Linked DNA regions of Mus musculus: region 2 is linked to region 1. The links are chromatin contacts, found by Hi-C or POLR2A ChIA-PET in ENCODE. All regions are on one chromosome and are shown on one strand. The core of a region is the stretch at or near the end of the contact, and the rest is flanking DNA. Distances in the headings are between cores, read along the strand shown.

The links. Hi-C counts contacts between places; a loop is a spot of excess contacts on that map. ChIA-PET counts read pairs that join two places held with the same protein, here RNA polymerase II (POLR2A).
Region 2: a map of left cerebral cortex shows a loop between it and region 1 (2.9-fold over the local background). The contact joins the promoter of Pet117 here to the promoter of Ovol2 in region 1. A Hi-C loop is called at or near these places in 2 of 37 maps with a recorded cell type or tissue (both left cerebral cortex). POLR2A ChIA-PET finds 5 or more read pairs at or near these places in 1 of 5 experiments (embryonic stem cell).

The regions. Positions count from the first base shown.
Region 1 is chr2:144,329,795-144,335,992 of GRCm38, reverse strand. It overlaps Ovol2 (ovo like zinc finger 2), which reads left to right and starts at 3,913. Exons shown (of 4, transcript NM_026924.3): 1 at 3,913-4,232; 2 at 4,872-5,089. The coding sequence starts at 4,133.
Region 2 is chr2:144,366,313-144,372,510 of GRCm38, reverse strand. It overlaps Pet117 (PET117 homolog), which reads right to left and starts at 3,528. Exons shown (of 2, transcript NM_001164813.1): 1 at 3,354-3,528. The coding sequence starts at 3,449. It overlaps Kat14 (lysine acetyltransferase 14), which reads right to left and starts at 3,476. Exons shown (of 11, transcript NM_181417.3): 1 at 3,354-3,476.

The DNA of each region.
Region 1 (6,198 bases), core at 2,664-5,163:
CACACACACACATATATATATATGAAGGCTGGAGTATAGTTCAGTGTCAGGGCATTTGCAAGGGATGGGTGCACTGGAGATATGTCCTGGTACTCCAAATTCATGAAATCTTCAGTACTTGGGCTTCCTAGCTTGGAGTCTCCCAGTCAGTCACATGGTGCATCTAGCCACTTATTAGTATCTTCTTTAATGTCTCAGTTTCTCCAAAACAAACCTGCTCACTTCTTTAAAATATTATGTATTCATTATTATTTGTACAAGTACCTGTAGCTGTCTTCAGACACACCAGAAGAGGGCATTAGATCCCATTACAAATGGTTGTGAGCCACCATGTGGTTGCTGGGAATTGAACTCAGGACCTCTGGAAGAGCACAGTCAGAGCTCTTAACCGCTAAGCCATCTCTCCAGCCCCAAACCTGCTCATTTAAAAGGTCTTATTTCAAGGAGCTTCATGTTGTTGGCGCTACTGTAAGCTTCATTGACTTATTTTCCTGACTGCTACCAGCATTTAGCTACTCTCTAGCATACGGCTAGAGAGATGGCTCAGTGGTTAAGAGCACTGGCTGCTCTTTCAGGGGACCTGTGTTCAATTCCCAGCACCCACATAGCAGCTCAGAGTTGTCTGTAGCTCCAGGTGCAGGGGATGTGACCCTGCCACACAGACACCTATGAAAGCAAAACACCAATGCATATAAAATAAAAATAAATATATGTAAAAAATATTATGACTCATACTTACATCTTCTATACAACGGCTACCTTGCTAAACTCTCACAGATTCCCTTTGCTGCTCACGCAGATAGCCATGCTGACTGTAATAAATGGTAGTCATGTTTTTTTCCATTATAGTCCTTATACCTTCCCTTTAGACAGTTTCACAATGCAGCCTTGGCTGTCCTGGAACTCACTATGTAGACCAGACTGTCTGCCTCTTCCTCCCAAGTGCTGGGATTAAAGATGTTAAAGGGTATGCACCTACATCTAGCTTGACTTCTTTTTTTATAGCACCTGTAGAGAAACTGACAAAATATTGGAGGGCTGAGACTGGCATTAGCCTCTCTGTTCTCCCACTGCATGGGCAGGTGAATTTGGTTCCAGTACACACACACACACACACACACACACACACGGAGAGAGAGAGAGAGAGAGAGAGAGAGAGAGAGAGAGAGAGAGAGAGAAACAGACAGACAGACAGAGACAGACAGACAGAGACAGAGAGAGACAGACACAAGACACACACAGAGTACGAGCATATTTCTGACTTGTCTGTTAAGAATTGGACTATTCCTCCAACATTATCCTATTTTCTATGGCTGTGTGAATTTTTATGTATAAGCAGGTCTGTGCCTGTCTATTTCCAACCTGACAGTATTTTCTGGAGAGAAGAAACCTTAACTAAGAATGTGTAAATCTGCTACCCTGATTTTGAACTAAGGGAAGAAGAGGCTGGGGAGGAACTCAGGAATAGTCACCCTCAGGACAGAACGAGAGCTGAGATGGAAACACAGTCGAAGGAGATATGTCTAACCAGAAACTGCATAGCTGTTCGAGATAGTGAGCATCCCATGCCTGGAAGCAGTCAACAGAGCTGGATACCTATTCTAAGGATCCCACACAAGACCCTCAGGAGTGGGCCATATTCTGTTTCTCACCTCTTGCAACTTCAAGCCTGAGGTTTTTGCTTTGTTTTGTTTTGCTTTAATTAGGTTTGTTTGCATACTCCTTTTGAGGCTACAGGGAAGGCAAAGGCCTGTCCTTTGTGTGCTAATGATATTGATAAACCTATCAAGACTGAATTTTAAAAATAAAAGAATAAAGACAGATTAGGATTCTTTTCCCCTAAAAATACTTTGAGGATCTGGCAGGAGTCTCGGAAGGAACCACAATCGGGGCACAATGGAAAAATATTTCCAGTAAAAAATAAACATCTAGAAAATATCATAGATGTGTACCTCCCCCAATCATAAAATAAAAGCAATTATATTATTCTTCATTCTCCGGGTCCTGAAGTTTGCAGAGCCTTTTGAGGTTTCTAAGCGTGTAGAGCACAAGTCTATGTGATCTTTAAAAATAACAATCATGGCCCAGGTGTTCAGTGATTTAAAATCCGGAAAAAGGGAGGGAGGGAGGGAGGGAAGCAGATAGGCAGGCTTTATCAATAGAATTGACTTGTTCTGGAATAAAATAAGGAATCTTGAATGAAGTTTTGGAGATTCTTAAAAGATGGAGGATAATTCTGTGGCTTCGTGGTTTTATTTTTACTCTTTCATTCACCACGCTCCTTCTTTCTAGCAAGTCTCCCGTTTGCTGGCAGATAAAAATACATCTGCAGAGTTGCCCAGAAGCTGCGCCATCGACTCCATAGCCAAGAAGCCTCATTTCTCCTGTCTTGTGCCGCTATAGACATCTCTTCCTCCTCCAGTTCACCAGGATCAAAGTCCTTTACGATCTTAGACGACTTGTCTTGGAGGAAACCCATAATTCAGAGTTGATTCCCCGATGGGATGGGGTCAATCCTTGAGGGCGGATCGATAATCATGGTGCGTGCGCCTTCTCCCTTCCACAACCTCGCCAGAGCTGCGCCCCCTCTCTGTGTGCCCTGAAAATACGCCAGCCAAGCCCAGAAATCCGTTACCAGGCTGCTGTATCCCTAAAGGCCATTCCAAGGCGGAAGAAGGCAGGGACAGCCTCTGTGTGGATTCCCCGGGTCGCTGTGGCCAGGAGCGCCTCTAGTCCTGTTATAGGCAGGTGAGACTGGCGCTTCTCTGAACCGCAGACACCTGAGCACCCCTGGCCAGACGCGCCCAGACAACCTCCAGCAGTGAGCACTCGCCTGCTCACCCAGCGAAGCCGGGTTCCTACAACGATAGCTGGGCGGGTTGTTGAGCAACAAAGCTGTGGTATAGGGGCATCAGCGTACCCAAAGCGAGCAGGCCGCCCCTTGAGACTTAGTATCTTTTATCAGATCCCCCCCCCCCCACACACACACACTTCCCTCCAGGAATAAAGGTAAATAGGAAACAAATAAAAACAAAAAGCTCAAAGCTCTTCTGCGGTCTTCGCAGGCGGAGGAGGGGAGAGGTTGTATCAATTTTCAATCCCGGGCTTCCTGGATGAGTATTTTCCTGCCTCCGAATTTAAGGGTCCAGTTGTTAGGGGAGGCAATAACGGGAAAGGTAAAAGACAAGACATTCGCTTTAAATCTGCGTTCACATGAGATGCAATTAGCTTTTGTCTTGAGTCAAGGGACTCCTAGACTGTAAGGTTTCGGGGTGAAAGCTGCTTTGGTAGAACAAGCCCTATTTTCTTAGATTGAGTGGCACAGATCAGTAAAGTGACGTGCTCCAAAGATGTGGTGTTTTTAGGCTTTATTGAGGGGTGTTCTAGATGAAGGAAGCCTTAAGTTCTCAACCCCCCCTCCCTTTACCTGACAAGGATACTGCGGACCCTCCCCCCATCCGACCACCGAGATTCCAGAAAGCCTAGAACAGCCCCACAAGGTTCACAGTTAATATCTGGCTTGCTTGATGGAGACAAATCAACTTCGGAGGTGGGGGCCAACTCGTGGGAGACCCCAGCTCCCAGTCGGGCTGCATGGGGCAGAGAACCTGTGGCTTGTTTTAAAGACTTTATCCTATAAAGTGCATGTGATAGGGGTATGAAGCAGAGGGTTGATTTGAAAAATGTTCTTCCTTTTTTAAAAAGAGGAGGGGGGAAGAATCAGACGTTAAATTCTTTTGCAAACATTCATGCCTAAGGAAGGGCTGGATCAGGCAGCCCCGGCCGCCGGAACCGGTCGGACAGGTAGCGAGCTTGTTGACACCGTTATGTTGCAGGGCGCATGCTCACTCCCAAGTTTCCTGGTGCCTTTTCTATTCCACCTTATGAAACTTTTTCCCCGGCGTGGTCTCACGCGCGATTTAAGGCATAGGTGTCGCCGAGCCCGGAGGCTGCGAGTAACCTGGAGTGAGGGGGAGAGTACCGAGCAACGCGGCGGGGGGTGCAGGAAGAGGGCAGGCTAGGCGGGAAGGTGGGCTCCGGACTCCAGGAGCGGGGGGACCCAGGCGCCACCGCCGCCACTAGCGGGGAGCAGCGGGAGGAGGGGGCCGCAGTCGGAAGAGAGGATCCCACCATGCCCAAAGTCTTTTTGGTGAAGAGGAGGAGCCCGGGAGTCTCTGTCCGCAGCTGGGATGAGCTCCCGGATGACAAAAGGGCAGACACTTACATCCCAGGTGAGGAGCGCGGGGGCCGGGCCTGGGCGCGGGGCTCCCGGGTGGGGGCAGGGTGACTGCGGCCCTCCTGCTCGGGATCAGGGCTGCGGTTCCCACCCCTACTCCGTCTCGGTCGGGGTCACAGCGGTGTTGGGAGAGGGGAGCCAGGATCTAGGCTGGGAAACCTGGGACCCCCGGTGCTCTCTCCCTAGACAGGGCTAAATTGCCTGGCGGCAGGACCGTTGGTTGCAGCGCGGGCCAAAGTGGCCTGGAAGTGGGTGGAAGGCACTCGGGGTTCCCTTGCCCCCTACGTCCTCTAAACCGCTCGTGAAGGTCCGCTAACCCCTCGGGAGCGAGGCAAGACGAGGGCACACCCGCCTCCACGGGCGCGAGAGGAAACTTGGCGCGCGGGTTTCTCCGCGGCGCTTGGACCCTGGTGCTTCGTGGGTTGGCCTGAGAACCCGTCTCCCGACACCCTAAGTTAGTTCGAGGGGCGGATGGCTAGGGTAGACTCGTCTACCCTCGGGACGTCGCCCACTTGGCGAGGTGCCCAGGTCCGGGGCGGGGCGGCGGCACCGCCCGCAGGTCAAACTGCCGTGGGCGCCCGGGCGTGACGCCGCGTGTGGTTGAGTGTCGGGGTGCGGCCCCCTCCCTCCGCAGTGAGCCTGGGCTGTCTGCTCCGCGACCCGCCCGAAGACTGCCGCAGCGACGGCGGCAGTAGCAGCGGCTGCAGCAGCAGCGCCGGGGAGCCCGGAGGGGCCGAAAGCAGCTCGTCCCCGCGCGCGCCGGAGCCTGAAACTCCAGAGCTTCACGACGCCCAAGGCACCGATGGACATCTGGCAGCGATGCAGCGCCCGGTTGCCAGGTCAAAAATCAAGGTAGGGTGTCGACTCTGCCCCCGCCGCCACCTGCACCACGCCCTGGCGTCCGGCTCGGGAGCCCCGGCGCCCCTCCCTGCCGCGCCCGCCCGCGCACCGGAGCCCAGGCGCCGCGGACTAGCCCGCCACTCCTGCACCTGCCCCTGAGCCGCAGCCAGGCTCCTAGTGACCTGTCCCCTGCGCCACAGTGCCCGGGCCGCCAGCATCTTAAGCGGATCTAGACCCAGGGTGATGGCCCTGTCTGACGCCGCCCGTGGCTTTGGGAACCATTGAAGATAAAGCACAGATACCCCGCTTCAGCCGCCCACCCTGTGTCCAAAGCCAGACAATTACCTAGACAGCCCGAGATCTCCGGTAAAGAAGTGCTACCCAGGATCTTAGACGTAATGGCCTCTGACATAGTCCCTGGCACATTGAGCTCCTGCGTTTTGTTTCCCTCCTGTGTCTTAGGACACGGTGGACCTCGCAGTCACCGCTATTCCCAGCGCCCTGGTGGAGCCTGTTAGACTGGAAACTTGTTGTGCAGAGCAGTTTAGATTTGCCTTTTCTCTCAAATCTTCAAGAGTTAAATTAGTGGGTAAAAGATAAAAGGGCTCACCTGCGGATTTTTTTTTTAAGCGTTCCTACTCTAGTTGATTGGAATGTCTGTGCCCCTCAAAAGCTATAGACTTGTAGGCAACACTTTATCTGGATGGCCATCAGCACTATGTTGGGTGGAACTTCCATGACCACCTGTTCAAAGGTATCCGCTACCCCCAGGATTAAGGAATCCTGCCCCGCTGACTCACAGCCAGCTAGAGGGGGAAGGGAGGCGACATGTTTTATGCATAAGCCCCAGGTCCTAGCCTGGCCCGTTATAGCGTCACCTTGTTTATAGTAGGCCATAATTCTAGGGCGCCCCAGGGTATCGGCTACCCATGCCCCCAGACCCATGCAGGGAGGGAAGGGTGAACCCAGCCGGTAGTTAGTTGGTAAAGAAAGCGGCGGTTCCTTTTCTCCACCCCACCCCCCCCCCCCCCCCGGGCTGGGCTTCGGAGTGGGTCTTTTCTTTCCCCCGGGGCTGGGCTTCGGAGTGGGTCTTTTCTTTCCCCCCGGGGCTGGACTTCGGA
Region 2 (6,198 bases), core at 2,279-4,778, 37 kb before region 1:
ATGGGTGCTGGGAATAGACCCCAGTTCCTCTGCAGGAGCAACTAGTGCCATCTCTCCAGTTTCTATATCCTTTTTTCTTTCTTTTTTGGAGACAGCATCTTTCTATGTAATACTGACTGTCCTAGCTCTCATGATATAGACCAGGCTGGCCTCAAACTCACAGAGATCTATCTCTGCTTCCCACCTATCTCTATTTTTAAAGGCTGGCCTAACAAAGAACCTGAATCAACCTAATTGGCCACCAACAGATGAATGGATAATGAAAATTTAGTGTGTGTATACACACACACACAAACACACACACACACACACGATAGATTACCATGCAGCTTTAAAGAAAAATAAAGTTTAAAAATCTGTAGAAAAATGAATAGAATTAGAATATATAATATTGAACAAGGTCACACACTCTCAGAAAGAAACTGCAGTTCTCTCTCATATGCAGAATCTAAGCAATGTTATTTGTAAATACAGAAATGAAGGTGCATGTGGGTACAGCATATCATGAAGAAAAGAGAACAAGAAAAGCTATATATAAGGAGATGAGGAAGGACTGGACGAGAATGGATACAAACTATGAAAGGGAATATAAGCTGATTGTTTTTCTGGGTCTAAATCTGTCATGGGTTTTTTGGGGTTGGTGGTGGGTAAGTGTATAAAAGCGAATTCAGTACTGAAAGTGGAGCTCCAGAGCTTCCGTTCTGAATGAACACCTACCTCTCCTAACCATACAGAAGGGCTGGAGGTAGGGCTCAGGAGAGAAGTGCTCATTCTTGCATGACATAACTTCAGTTTCCACAGAGGCTCACAAGTGGCTGTAACTCTGGACCAAAGGGATGTGATGACCTTGTCTAACCTCCACAGGCACCAGATATGCATGAGTGCTCGCACATGCATGCAAACCCTCTTAAATATAAAACAATAAAAATAAATAAAGCACATGTGAACGTTTACTGTGCAGTTCACTGAGTTGTACAGACTTTGAGTCTCATTAATTTTGATGTGTGATGTTTTTATTTATTTGCAAGGGGTTTGTGTTTTTACAATAAAGTCTACTCAAAATAAATAAATAAATAGATAAATAAATAAATACTCACCTAGTTCTTACTGAGCCTCTCCCAGGCCTACAGCTACATTTGCTACACCAGTGGAGTTGGGAAATGTAAGAGTGAGGGCTCAGGTCCAGCATGGTGGTACATTAGTTCTAGAATTTAGGAGGTAGTAGCAGGCAGATCTCTCTGAGCTCTGAGCCAGCCAAGACAACACAGAAAGACTTTGTCTTAACATAAGCCGCCAGTGAGCAGCTCTTTCACAGCCTCTGCTTCAGTTCCTACTTCCAGATTATCACCTCAATTGCTTTCATTGATGAACTGTGATATGGAGCTGGAAGTTGACCCCTTTCCACCCCAAGGTGCATTTAGTCATGGTGCTTTGTCATAGCAATAGGAAACCCTAACTAACACAGCTCTTTACTAACCTAACTCTAGCATCTGGAGCCTTGATTCCTGTAGAATCATTAACACTCCTCAACTTACCATAGGACCATACCTGGAAAACCTCATGATAAACTGAAAATAATAAAGGTGTTCTGACATGATACCACTGAACATCAGCATTCCGGGGCTCCCTGGGGTCTGAGGTTTGTTTTGCTGCCTGGCATTTTGAAAGAATCCTACCATTGATCCTGAGCCTGGGAAAATACCAAAATTCAATATTCAAAGAAAGTTTCACTAAATACAAACGATACTGCTTTCCTAAAAACCAAGTTAACCGGGGCTGGAGAGATGGCTCAGTGGTTAAAAGCACTAACTGCTCTTCCGAAGGTCCTGAGTTCAAATCCCAGCAACCACATGGTGGCTCACAACCATCTGTAACAAGATCTGACACCCTCTTCTGGAGTGTCTGAAGACAGCTACAGTGTACTTACATATAATAAATAAATAAATCTTTAAAAAAAAAACACCCAAACACATACATAAAACCAAGTTAACCATCTTTAAGTTAGGAACCATCTGTAATTGATGTCTACTAAGTTCCTTTGAGAGTTAAAGACAATGTCTGTAAAGTGAAAAACACTGTGTCTGGTGTGGGTAGACAGAAAACAAGCCATTATTTCCTTTACTGCCACCTTGAAGTTTTCAAGACATCTACCTTCCTCGATGTTACAGTAAGTCGCTAATGAATAGCTACTGGACAGCTTATTTTGGTCAGTATGTCTTGGTCACTAACTTCCAAGAAATAACTAGATCTTTGCACACTTCCATTCTCTAACTGTGATTCTCAACCGTTTCATTAAAGCCTTTGGCGTGCCTTTTGGAACACAGCTGAGTCTCCATGCTCCAGAGATCTGATTTAATTGGTCTGCTCATACTGTAAAAACTTCTCAGGGGAACAGAGTTTGAAACAAAACTGATAGCAAACGCTGTCTCCAAAACACATCAGGAGGACACAGACACCCTGTCTTCCAAGTTTAATTAGAACCACCATCTTTTCCTTTTCCTCCCAAGAAGGAAGTTTCTTGCTTCTACTCCAGAAGATATCCCTGGGGAACCATATTTTAATCCCAAATCTTTAATTCCTTGTGTGCTTCTCCATCACTGCACATCGACCCTGCTCCTCAAAATGGTTCTGAATTTGCAAGCCTAGTTTCATTGCAATTCCTAGTTTGTGAATACAAAGGTCGATGGTCTGGTGACTCTTGAGGCTTTCAGTAACTTCTGCCCATGGCAAATCCGATTCAAACCAAATAACTGTAAAGGTATTGCTTGAAAGGGCAAATACCAAGTACTGGCCAGCACAGTGTGGCACCATTATAAAAAGAACAATCTCGAGAGGTTATAATTAACTATGTGTTCTCAGTGTGCTCAGCGCACTAGCCAGCGTTGCAAACTGGAATGAGGAAGAGTCGGTTAGTCGCTGATTAATAAGCCAGTTATTCTCCGAAAGAAAGCCATTAAAAGAAAACGTGAAGGGCGCTCGCTACCTTTTATCCTTTCCAGAACCTAAGTCCAGTAGCAAAATGTTTTGTTAATGCAAGTTGCAAAAATCTCAAGTTTCTTTAGCCAAAGGCACTGGGGGGTGTGCTGGGTGTGAGCTGCTTTATCTCCGGATTTAACAATTCCTGGGTAAGGCTTTGTGGGCTGTGCTGCCCCCAGGGCCTCGAGCTCACCCTAGCAACTCTCTAACTCTGGACTACACCCCTGCCCCGAGGCTTCCGCCCCAGTCTCCCGCCTCGTGGCTGGGGGAGAGAAGTCGGCGTCCTGAACGCGCCCTTGCAGCCCGCCCGGCCCGCCACGCGCGCAGGGACAGCTGCGGGCTCGGCGCCCCGGAAGACGCGGTCACGTGACACCGACCTGCCGGTCCTGCCGCTGCTTCAGATGCACGCCGGCCACCGTGGCCGCCGTCAGCAGCACCGAGAGGCCCAGCACTGCCTTCGAACTCCTCGACATTCCCGCTCCCGGCCGCGGACTCGCTCCCGCGCCCGCCCCCGCCGCCGCCACAGCCGCCGCCGCCGCCGCAGCCGCAACGGGCCAGGCTCGACCTCTCGAGCGCAGAGCCGTTGCAAGTGCTATCGTCGCCAGGCTCTAGCAATCGAGCGCCGAGCGTAACCCCTGGCCCGCTTCGCTGCTTCTTGGGAGTGGCTGCCTGGGGCCCTGGCTTTCCTATTTGGGGACCGCCTTCACCAGGAAGTCGCAGTGCTGGGCTGCTTTGGAGTCGCGAGGGTGGGGTTGGGAGTGCCAGTGGAGTATGTACGGAGGACATCTGGTCGCTATGGGGCGACTGATCAGACCCTAAATTTTCTTAGAGTCTAAAAGCTGGGTGGTTGGTTTTTTGACAAGGTATTGCTGTGCAGCTCAAACTAGCTTCAAACTCGCAATCCTGCCTCAGCCTCGGCTACACCTTGTTGCCTACTAAACTTCTGTTGGGAAATGCACTGGGTCAGGCAAGGATCCGGACATGTTTAGCTCCTGTAATCTTAAGAAATGGCGTTGCCCGGCGTGGTGGCTCACGCCTTTAATCCCACCACTCCCGAGGCAGAGGCAGGCGGATTTCTGAGTTCGAGTCCTGCCTGGTCTACAAAGTGAGTTCCAGGACAACCAGGGCTATACAGAGAAACCCTGTCTCAAAAAACCAAAAGAAAAAAAAAATGTCGTTGATGCCCTTGGAGCCTTTCAGGAATGCTTGTAAGATCCTTGTGTCAGAGTAGTTCACAAGAGGCTAAGGATGGTGTCATTTGCACTTACCCCTTAAATTAAAAAAGAGACTTGGCTTCCCAGAACTTTTAAGTATTTGTGATGCCAATGAAGAATGGCATATCAGTAAATCACTCTTACCCAGGAAAGTACACATTCAAAGCTGCTGCTGAAAACCGATAGACAACAATGATAAGGCTCATTCAGGCCTTGATTAGGTATTCCCAGTGTTTCCCCAACATTCACTTCGTCTCAGTATGCTTTGCTCTTTCGTTCTCTGTTAAGTGAACCCAAACGGCATGAAGAAAATACTATTATGAACAGTTAGCATACTGCATTGGTTATATCTTTGGTTTTTTTTTTTTAATTAATTTTTTTGGTGTTTTTTGTTTGTTTCTTTGTTTGTTTGTTTTGACAGGGCTTCTCTGTGTAGCCCTGACTGTCCTGGAACTCACTTTGTAGACCAGGCTGGCCTCAAACTCAGAAATCCGCCTGCCTCTGCCTCCTGAGTGCTGGGATTAAAGGCATGCGACACCACGCCCGACTTTAATTTATTTTTTAAAGAATCTAGGTTTATTTATTTTTAAAGATTTATTTTATGTATATGAATACACTGTAGCTGTACAGATGGTTGTGAACCTTCATGTGGTTGTTGGAAATTGAATTTAGGACCTCTGCTTGCGCCAGCACAAAGATTTATTTATTATTATACACACCAGAAAAGGATATCAGATCTCATTTCGTGTGGTTGTGAGCCACCATGTGGTTTCTGGGATTTGAACATAGGACCTTTGGAAGAGCAGTCAGTGCTCTTACCTGTTGAACCATCTCACCAGCCCAGGTTATATCTTTGAATGTGAAAATAGAGTTTGGGACCAGTGACTTTTAGAATGAGAAGAGATTCAAGTTATTTTTGCATATTTCCCTAAGGAAAAATCATGCCACAATACTTTTTATTTATGATAACCCCAGACTTTTCATCCAGTAAATCAGCGAGTGTAACAGCTATGAATGGCCTTGGAATGACACCAGAAGTATAAATGACCATGCATTCTATTGTGATTAATTTTCCAATTTGTCTTCTTTAAATGTATTTTGTTTTTAAAAATCTCTTATGCTAGGCAGTTGTGGTATACACCTTTAATCCCAGCCCTGGGGAAGCAGAGGTAGGCAGAACTCTGAGTTCGAGGCCAGCCTCGTCTACAGAGCTAGTTCCAGGATGGCCAGGACTACACACAGAAACAATGTCTCAAGAGGAGGAGGAGGAGGAGGCAGCTGTAAGTGTTGTGTCTAAAGTGTAGGCCAATGATTACAAACCAAAGCAAGATGTTTTTTATAATTATTATTACTTACCTTAGTAGCTGAATGACTGTGTGCCATCAGATCCTGAAAAGCAACTTATTTATTTACTTTAAAATAGTTGCTAGAACATCTAGTTTGGGTGTATTTTTAGGAGTGGGCACTGTAATTAAAGAAAATAGTTTACTGGGCAATTGGAAACGTCTACTAAGTAAGTCTTATTTTTCCCTCTTTTATGCCAAGGTCTTTCAGAGAAAGCATCACTGATGACCACATATTATTTACCATGTTCAGTTAACTCTTACATTTAAGTTACACCTGAAGTGCTAGGAAGGCTTGTGACAGGACAAGAAGAGGCTCCTCCATCTTGTACTCTTGCTGAGGCCACTTTGGTTTAACTAGGATTTGATCTGCTTGATGAAGAATCCTGTGGAAAATTACCCAACTCCATTCTATACCCATCTGTCTTAGTCAGGGTTTCTATTCCTGCACAAACATCATGACTAAGAAGCAAGTTGGGAAGAAAAGGATTTATTTAGCTTATACTTCCACATTGCTGTTCATCACCAAAGGAAGTCAAGGACTTGGAACTCAAGCAGGTCAGGAAGCAGGAGCTGATGCAGAGACCATGGAGGGATGTTACTTATTGGCTTGCTTCCCCTGGCTTGCTCGCTTTGCTTTCTTATAGAACCCAGGACTACCAGCC